Regions from separate parts of the Homo sapiens genome. Here region 1 is linked to region 2. A link is a loop called in an ENCODE intact Hi-C map of the cell type or tissue named here. Cell type or tissue: IMR-90. All regions are shown on one strand.

Region 1 (5,000 bases), 140 kb before region 2:
TTGGCCACCCAAAGTGCTGGGATTACAGGCATGAGCCACCGCACCTGGCCAGGGTTTTCAATATAAGAGAGCAATAAATACAAACATATACACATGCAAATGTGTATATTAGATATTTACTATACATATACACATATGTGAGTGTGTGTGGACATATGTACAGTCTATATGTACAGTTGACCCTTGAATGATGTGGGGGTTAGGGGTCCCCATGGCCTTGTCTACTGAGAGGGACTGGAAGCAGCAACTCCCCAGTAGCAGTGAGCACACCTGGCACCCAGATGTTGGCCTCTGTATACCGTTCCCCACTAAAGAATCAGGCTTCCTTGGAGCCATGGCTGATTCTAGGGCTGGGGCAGGGAAGGGGCAGAATGAGCCTGGAATATCTTTTTGTGCCAGAAATTCAGGACATGGTCAAAGAATGATGGAGATAAGTCAAAATGCCCCTGGAGCTACTTGAAAGGGCAACCACTGGCCAAATCTGGGTCGATCTGAGCATTAAAATAAACAATGGGCCGGGCACAGTGGCTCACGCCTGTAATCCCAACAGTTTGGGAGGCTGAGGCGGGCAGATCACAAGGTCAAGAGATCGAGACCATCCTGGCCAACATGATGAAACCCCATCTCTACTAAAAATGCGAAAAAAAAAAAAATTAGCTGGGTGTGGTGGTGTGTGCCTGTAGTCCTAGCTACTCGGGAGGTTGAGGCAGGAGAACCACTTGAACCCGGGAGGTGGAAGTTGCAGTGAGCCAAGATCACGCCACTGCACTCCAGCCTGGGGACAGAACGAGACTCCGTCTCAAAAAAACAAAAAGCAAAACAAAAAAACCAGTGATAGTCATGGATGATAACCTGTTGAATTCCCTAAGAAAACACAGGTCCGTATTGCGACAAATAAATAAGTGAATAAACTGGAAGTTGATGAGAAAAGGGATATTGACATAGTCTCAGAGTATCTTCTCACAAAATACTTATTAATTACAAAGAGAGAAGGAATAACTTTGCAGTGGAGAAACTTGGCAGACACCACCTTAAGTGATCAAATTTAACATCACCTTTATTGAAACTGATCCAAAGCGCCCCATAACTGCCACTTAGGATAGTCCTGCCACAAACGCATGACCTGAATCTAACCACGAGGAAACACCAGCCAAACCCCAATTTGATGAAGTAAGTGATCTGTAATCTTCAAAATGTCAAGGCCGTGAAGGAAGTACTGAGTAACTGTTCCAGACCGAAGGAGACCTGACAATTTCATGCAACGCAGGAGACTGAACCGGGTCCTTTTGCTACCGAGGCATTGTTGAGATAGTTGGCAAAACTGGCGCCAGGTCTGTGGAGTGGAAGGTAGGAATGGATCAGTGCTAGCTCCCTGATTTGATGGTTTTACTGCGGTTGTGTAGGGAAAGGCTTTTGTTGGTAGAAAATAGGTCGGCAATTTACAGTTCAATGGTTGCAGAGAAACAATTCTGGCCGGTCGCGGTGGCTTATGTCTGTGATCCCAGCACTTTGGGAGGCCGAGGCAGGCAGATCACAAGGTCAGGAGATCGAGACCAGCCTGGCCAACATAGTGAAACCCCGTCTCTACTAAAAATACAAAAAATTAGCTGGGTGTGGTGGCAGGCGCCTGTAATCCCAGCTACTCGGGAGGCTGAGGCAGGAGATTTGCTTGAATCCGGGAGGCGGAGGTTGCAGTGAGCTGAGATTGCACCATTGCACTCCAGCCTGGGCAACAGTGTGAGACTCCATCTCAAAAACAAACAAACAAACCAAAAACAATTCTTAGTATTATACATGCAAATTTTCTATAAGTTTGCCACTGTTTCTAAGCTTAAAAAACTATTAGTATAGGCCCTGGGCACAGTGGCACACACCTGTAATCCCAGCATTTTAGGAGGCTGAGGTGGGAGGATCACCTGAGTCCAGGAGTTCAAAACCAGCCTGGGAAGCATAGTGAGACTTGTCTCTACAAAAAATAAAAAGACAAAAACTAGCTGGGTGTGGTGGTGTGTGCCCATAGTCCTAGTTATTTGGGAGGCTGAGGTGGGAGGATTGCTTGAGCTCGGGAGGTGGAGGCTGCAGTGAGCCAAGATCACACCACTGCACTCTAGCCTGGGCAACAGAGTGAGATACTGCCTCAAAAAAGGAGAAATTATTAGCACAAAAACAAATAACAACCAAAGAATTCCAAAAATGAGAGTGTCTGAGGGCAGCGCTTAGGCTAGTTCCGACGTAGTATGTGCTCATCTAATGTCCATAATTAAGTGCATGACTGCAGAGCTTCCTGCGTCTGCTGGACTTGCTGTTTCTTTCTGCTGACCTGTAACTTCTCTCCCTGCTCTGAAGTAACCTCCTCCAGGAGGTCCTCCATAGAAGTGTCATGTGCATTGGTGACTCTGGTCACCCATCACCTTCCAGGGTCTCACCTCCAGCTTTGTTTTAATTCATAATTGCTTGCAGCACAGGAAGTGAAGTTTGGACTGGATGTCGCGCTGTTCCCATCCCAGCTCTCATCCTGCTCGAACCTTCCAGCATCCTCTAATCTGGGCATCCACCCCCTTCCTCAGAACAGGCTCCTTCTCAGAAATCACTGCCCAAGGTCAAGTCCATTCTTGTTACTTCTGTCCCAGATTTGCAACAAATCTGGTTCATTGGATCCATTCCCCTGCTTCTTGGCAGGGCTGTTCTTAAATCGGCTTGGTGAAAGAGGGTCTTATCTCTTTCCAGTATTTCCAGGAAACACAGTTTCAAAAGCATGTGTCCCATTGCCACGCAATCTTCGAAGGCTGGGCTGCCTCAAGAAGCCGTGCGTTCTGTCACTCATGCGCTGGCTCTTGCACTTGTCCACAATTATTCATTGATGGGAGCCATGTTCCCCTGCCAGTGACAGTTGCAGTAGTCAGTACTTGGAGGGCATTTGCCCTGTGCCAAGCCCTGAGCTGGGTGCGTCACCTGTATTAGCTCATTTCATGCTCAAACCACGTGAGGAGGTAGCTATGGTTGCACCTGCATTTTACGGATGAGAAAACAGCGGTGCAGGGGGATCAAGCCCCTTGCCCAGGGCGCTTTCTCCGTGGTGGGGTTTTAGGCACTGTGCTGCCAGCTTTGTTTACATTTCGCTCGGTTATTCTCACAATAACCACTCGAGGTCCTTAAAATTCTTCTTAAAAAAAAAGTTTTTTTTTAGAGACAGGGTTTTGCTCTGTTGCCCAGGCTGGAGTACAGTGGTACAATCATGATTCACTGCAACCTCCGCCTTCCGGTTCAAGCAATCCTCCGGTCTCGGTCTCCTGAAGCACTGGGATTACAGATGTGAGCCACTGCACCTGGCCTATTCTCATTTTTTTTTTTCTTTTTTTCTTCGAGACAGAGTTTCGCTCTTGCTACCCAGGCTGGAGTGCCGTGGCACGATCTCAGCTCACTGCAACCTCTGCCTCCCAGGTTCAAACGATTCTCCTGCCTCAGCCTCCCAAGTAGCTGGGATTACAGGCACATGCCACCAAGCCCAGCTAATTTTTGTGTTATTAGTAGAGATGGGGTTTCACCATGTTGGCCAGGCTGGTCTTGAACTCCCGACCTCATGATCCTCCTGCCTCGGCCGCTCAAAGTGCTGGAATTATAGCTGTGAGCCACTGCGCCCGGCCTCTCCTCATTTTTTAAGGGAGTTTGAGGCTTATACAATTTGGTGGTGGTGGGGTGCTCTTTAAGAAAAAGAATAAAAAGATAATCTTACTTTCATTTTCTTTCTTTTCCCCTTCCTTCTTTCCTTCCTTCCTTCCTAGCTTCCTTCCTTCCTTCCTTCCTTCCTTCCTTCCTTCCTTCCTTCCTTCCTTCCTTTTTCTTTCCTTTTGTTTTTGAGATAAGGTCTCGCTCTGTCACACAGGCTGCAGTGCAGTGGCACAATCTCGGCTTACTGCAACCTCTACCTCCTGGCCTCAAGCAATCCTCCTGCCTCAGCCTCCTGAGTAGCTGGGATTACAGGCATGTGTCACCACACTCAGCTAATTTTTGTATTTTTAGTAGAGGTGGGATTTCGCCATGTTGGTCTCAAACTCCTTGACTCAGCCTCCCAAAGTGCTGGGACTACAGGCGTGAGCTGCCATGTGCCTAGGCTAAGATATCTTACTTTCACAAATTGTACACAAATCTCCAAGCAAGTGAGCCCATTGCTAGGGCTCCTCCCAGGGCCTTGCAGAGACTGTGAAGTTTGAGGTCTCTCAGCTTCCTGGGAAACCCACCTATGTTTAGAAAGGTGCACTAACTTGACCTGGGTCTCTCAGCTCATGAGAAGACCTGACCTCTGTTCCTGGGTGAGGCTTCTGTCATCTCCACCCTTCTCCCCTAAACAGGTTCATTTTCTGAATCTTGCCACATTGTCGGGGTGAGCTGGGCTAGGTGTGGAAGGTCTCTGTCTGGCTTTGGGGTGGGGATGGGATCAGAAACCCTAGGCCTAGGCTGGGCTTCACAATCCCCTTGGGGGCTTGTCAAGAATGCCTATCCCTGGAGACTCAGCCCCTCAGATATAGACTTAGTGGTTCTGGGGCAGGGCCTGGGAATCTGTATTTGTAATAGGCCTCCAGGAGAGGCAGCTGCAGTCACGCTTTTGGGACCCACTGCTCCAGGGACACCCCTCCTGCCCCAGTAAACTCTGTGTCTGGCCCCCTTCCAGGCTGGGCCTGGCGCTATGGGCAGAAGTTAGCGGTGACATGCTGCAGGCTGAGTGGGCCTCACTGCGGAGGCATGCAATTAGCAGCACCCAGAACAATGCCTTGGTTTCCATCATTAGCCCCCAAGCCTGGCTGGTAATTTGTTGCTTCTTTCATTGCAGTAACAAGCTCTGGCTTGGGAACGAGGAAAAGAGCTTTTCCCTTCCCCCAGGCATTCCCAAACACCTGCTTGGGGTAGAGTGGGGGCACCGTGGGAGCACAGGAGAGACACCTAATGCTTTCAGGTGCAATCCAGGAAGACTTCTTGTGGGAGGAGGCTGCCAGCAGGACCCA
Region 2 (5,000 bases):
TGTGTTGACCGCACGGCTTGCAGAAATGGCTCCTGATGTTCGCTTGGAGGGGGCTTCACAAATGTCACTTTGCTCACTCCAGACGCCCATCCTAGGAGATGGGGTATCACTCCCCTTTTGTAGACAGGGAAACTGAGACTCTGAGAGGAGAAGGGACTTGGGTAACACCACTCAGCTAGTATGTGGCTGAGCTGGGATTCAGAGCCAGGCTGCCTCCCACGCTAGTACGCTGTCAGTAGGAAACACTGCTTGGGGTGGTGGCAGGGTCTGGGCTGGGTATGATCAGTGGTGGGCGAGCCTGCTGGCGCCAGCTCTTAGAAGCTGCTATACCCACTCCAGGCTCAGTGATGTCATATTAGTACCTTAAAATTTGCCATTGCAGGAAATCAGAGCTACCAATCAGAGCTCTGGGAGGCTCTGCCACCTCCCGGAAGCCCCCCAGAGAGGGCATGCTCCTTCTAGCAGATGCCTTTGACATCATTTGTTTCAAAAGCCCAGGGCACGGGCTCTCCTAACCTCCCTGCAGAGCTCTGAGGCTGGCTCAGAATTCCATAGTCCAGAGCTCACTCTGCCCAGCCACTTCATTGTACAAATGAGAGAATGGACTCAGAGGGGCACACAGAGCCAGGCCCCCAACTCTTGGTCCAGTGCTTTGTCCCCCACGCCATGCCTGGAAGAGAATTCTCTCTTCTGTCCCTATTCTAGGCTGACTTTTAAGGTAGACAGGAGGCAGAGGCAGGGTTGGAACTGGGTGGGGACAGGAACTCTTTTGCCTGATACTTCCTGGACCTGCCATTCCCTTGAAACAGAACTGGGATCGGAGCTGTATTTTGGGGGTTTGCTATTTAAGGGTGATAAGGAGACCCCTAGATTCTTGATTCCTCTTTTGATACCCCCCATCTCATATTCTCATCTTTTGCTGCCTGCCAAGAGGGGCTTTTTTTTTTTTTTTTTTGAGATGGAGCCTTGTTCTGTTGCCCAGGCTGGAGTGTGGTGGTGCGATCTCAGCTCACTGCAGCTTCCACCTCCTGGGTTCAAGCAATTCTCCTGCCTCAGTCTCCGAAGTAGCTGAGACTACAGGCACACACCACCACACCCAGCTAATTTTTTTTTGTATTTTTTTAGTAGAGACTGGGTTTTACCGTGTTGCCCAGGCTAGTCTCAAACTCCTGTCCTAAAGTGATCCGCCCACCTTGGCCTCCCGAAGTCCTGGAATTACAGGCATGAGCCACTGCACCTGGCCAATAGGGGCTTTTGGAAAGAAGCAGTGGTTGGGTCTAGGTTTTCTGAACGTTGCCCTGGGCACTTCTGAGCCCTAAGACAGGATTGTATGTCCCGGAGATCCCAGGCTGGGTCCATGTGGTTAAATTAAAGGACTTATCTGAAGAAATTGTTGTCCCTGCTTTTATAAAGTCCCCAGGGCATTGTTAAGCTGACCAGCAATGGAGTGAGCTAAAAAGGAGACAGATCAGAGTGGAAGCCAGGGGGCCCCATGGGCAAAGGCTCCAGTGTGTAGAAAGAGCATTCAGATCCAAGTCAGGCGAGACTGGCTGCAGGAGTGGGCGCCTCTGTGTTGATAGAGCTAAATTGGGTTCAGTATGGAATTCGATTTAGCTGGTTGTAAAGTTACCTAAGTTAAAACAAACAGGCCGGGCGCGGTGGCTCACGCCTGTAATCCCAGCACTTTGGGAGGCCGAGGCAGGCGGATCACGAGGTCAGGAGATCGAGACCATCCTGGCTAACACGGTGAAACGCTGTCTCTACTAAAAATACAAAAAATTAGCCGGGCGTGGTGGCGGGCGCCTGTAGTCCCAGCTACGCAGGAGGCTGAGGCAGGAGAATGGCGTGAACCCCAGGGGGCGGAGCCTGCAGTGAGCCGAGATCGCACCACTGCACTCCAGCCTGGGCGACAGCGAGACTCCGTCTCAAACAAACAAACAAACAAACAAAAAAACAACAACAACAACAAACAACGAAACCTCTGATCACTTTGATCACCCCCCACCCCCATTCTGCAGTTCTGTGTGGGCCGCCCTGACCCCACCCCAGGCGGGGCCCTGGGCCTTTCCCATGGACATCTCCACCAGCTGTGGGCAGGACCCTAGCCAGGCTGCCCCTGGCCAGATCTGATGAAGTGTTTGAATAATGCAGCCGTGTTACAGTTGTGTTTTGTTTTGATCCAAGTCGGTTGTTTGGGCTTCAGACCAAGGAGAAGAGGGGGAACGTGTGGGTCTCCCCCGCTGGGGCCAAGGCTCCTCCTCAGCCCCACTCCGCAGATTTGTGAAGTGGAGGCCTCTTCCGAGTCCCTTCTCTTGCCCGTCTTTCTGTCCTTTCCAGCTTCCTGTCCCTCGGCTGGGGTTTCCTTCAGATCCCAGACGCTGGGAAGGAAGTGAAGTCAGGAATTGAGTGTGTGATGCAGTGACCACTGGACCCTGGCGGCTCCGGGCCACACGGCCCTCTCCAGCACCCACCCCCTACCAGCTCAGGACCCTGGACTCGGGGAGCCACCTATGGGCTCCTGTGGGAATGGCTTTTGGAGGGGAGCCGGCCCGGCCTGACTCCAGGGGGCGCTCGAGGCAGCTTTTTACCAGACGGCCTTCTTGGGACCGGCCCAGTCCCCAACCCAGTCCATTGGGAACACTCATTGTTGCTCTGGAGGATCCAGGAAGGAGTTGAGGGAGGGCAGGCAATGGGGAGAGCCCTGGGATGGCAGCCTGGAGACAGGGTCCACATTGTCCTGTGCTACCGATGCACTGAGTCAAGTGATTTCACTCCTACAGACTCAGCCTTCCCCTTGGAAATAGGGGTATGTTGGATGAGCTGATCTTTAGGTCTCCTCCAGTTGGGGTAACCAAGGCATCTTGGGAACCCCTTAGTCCCAGGCAAACCTGCCTGGTTGGTCAACCTACTTCTAGTTCTAGCCAATAGGGAGGTCTTGACATCTCCCAGGCTTTGAATTCAAATCTCATTTCCAGCATGTATTGGTCTAGAAGGCCACTGAATCCCTCTGAGCCTCTGTTTCCTCACCTGCAAAATGGGAACGATAGTTATGCTTACCTCATAGGATTGTTTTGAGGGTGGAATTGTTTTGAGGGCGTTGCATTTTGCTGCATGCTTAGTGGCTGGTCCAGTGCCCAGCACCTAATGGGTGCTTGGGGAGTGTCTTGATGGGGAGGAAAAAGCTGTAGGAAACAGAAACATTCGGCATTCTAGCCTATTTCTGCTACATGCTAGCTGTGTGGCTTTAGACAGTTGAGTTATCCTTTCTGAGCCACCATTTCTTCATCTGTAAAATAGGTATAATACCAACCTTTCCAAATTGCAGAGAAGATGATATTATATTGAACATCTCACTCAAACTAGAGGCTCAAGAAATAGCTGTTAAATGAATGAGGAAAATTGCAAGATTGGACTTGGAGGAAAATATCTTTAGTCCCAATTAATTAAAGCCTGACATTAAAAAAAAAATACACATTTTTAATTGTACAAGCAATACATAAATACATTCTGCATTTTAAAAGAGTTAAACTCCTTTTGGATAAGGCGAATGTCCCCTTTGGCTTACTACCCCTGTCTTTCCTGAGGACAGCCTTGAAGCTGTGTACCTGCTGGGCAGCTGCCCCTTTCTGTCCCCTGTATGGGTCCCTGGAGCCTGCCTTCTGTTCAGTCATGCCCTCTGGTGTCACCCCCACAGGCGGGAGACCTTTGACTTTGACGACGACTGTGACAGCCTGACGTGGGAAGAGAATGAAGACACGCTGCTGCTCTGGGAGGATTTCACCAACTGCAATCCGACCATCGACCTGCAGGGCGAGGTAAGCCCAGCGCCTGGCTTCCCAAAGGCCAGGACTAGGGGTCTGGGGGACACCGCCTTTCAATGGTCCCTCATCCCTGTTATTTTTCTACAGCCCCCACCACACAGCTAAACTGTCCCCTTTGGGCCAGGCGCAGTGGCTCATGCCTGTAATCCCAGCACTTTGGGAGGCCGAGGTGGGCGGATCACCTGAGGTTGGGAGTTCGAGACCAGCCTGGCCAATATGGCGAAATCTCATCTCTACTAAAAATATAAAAATTAGCCAGGCCTGGTGGTGGGCACCTGTAATCCCAGCTATTCGGGAGGCTGAGGCAGGAGAATCGCTTGAATTCAGGAGGCAGAGGTTGTAGTGAGCCGAGATCATACCTCTGCACTCCAGCCTGGGTGACAGAGCGAGACTCCGTCTCAAGAATAAATAAATAAATAAATAAATAAATAAATAAATAAATAAATAAAATAAACTGTCCCGTTTGTTCTATTTCCCCAGCAAGAGGAAAACTTGGGCAACTTGATCCATGAGACCGAATCCTTCTTCAAGACGAGAGACAAGGAGTACCAGGAAACGATAGGTCAGATCGAGGTGAGGGCTCGGGACGTGGAGCCCACTCGTGAGGCTCTCCTGAGGTCCACATGGTTGAGATCCTGGCGATCAAACACCCATGTGTCATGGGCAGGGGCTGGTAGAGTGGGGCAGGCGCAGGATCGGGAGTCAGGAGGCCTCGGGGCGAGTAATGTCTTTCTTAGGGCCTCAGTTTCCTAATCTGTCAAATGGGGGTGGTGATCCTTGCCTGCCTCAGAGAATTAGAAAGAATATATGTAGCTGAGATGATCCCATAATAACCACAGAGCTGACATTCGAGTGATAGTGAGTGACACAAGGTGCTGAGTATGCCCGGTATCCTTACCTGTGCCCTATGCAGTAGGCACCGTGCACCCCTTTTACAGAGGAGGAGATGAGGCTGGAAAGGACCAAGTGACTTGCCCAAGGCCTTGCGGCCAGGAAGCAGCATTGAAGTATAATTCTCTCTGGCTCCAGAGGCTGTGCATGTGATCACTTCTATAAACGATAGTCATTGCTATTATGCAGGAGAAAGGGAAGCCCAGCTCCTTCCCTAGAGGAAGTATCACTTGATAGAGGACAAGAGTCAGAAACATGAAAAAGCCTTCAGGATTTTTGTAATCAGGT

What was found. A loop is a pair of places that touch in the nucleus more often than their neighbours do. Peaks named below come from ENCODE experiments on the same cell type or tissue, not always from the same donor. Only the 100,000 strongest peaks of a DNase experiment are listed, where the experiment ranks them.
Region 1: a loop joins it to region 2, with 10 times the contacts of the local background. A loop is called at or near these places in 1 of 110 quality-filtered maps.

The regions. Positions count from the first base shown.
Region 1 is chr1:19,047,225-19,052,224 of GRCh38, reverse strand. It overlaps LOC105376815 (a long non-coding RNA gene), which reads left to right and starts at 797. Exons shown (of 3, transcript XR_947015.2): 1 at 797-1,347. In IMR-90, no CTCF peak of the experiment used is centred here; no DNase peak of the experiment used is centred here; H3K27me3 peaks cover 411 bases.
Region 2 is chr1:18,910,778-18,915,777 of GRCh38, reverse strand. It overlaps IFFO2 (intermediate filament family orphan 2), which reads left to right. Exons shown (of 9, transcript NM_001136265.2): 6 at 3,695-3,815; 7 at 4,302-4,394. Among named protein-coding and RNA genes, the nearest start is that of ALDH4A1, 11 kb to the right of the region's middle. In IMR-90, a CTCF peak has its summit at 2,527 (motif pointing right); a DNase peak (open chromatin) is centred at 2,487; H3K27ac peaks cover 346 bases.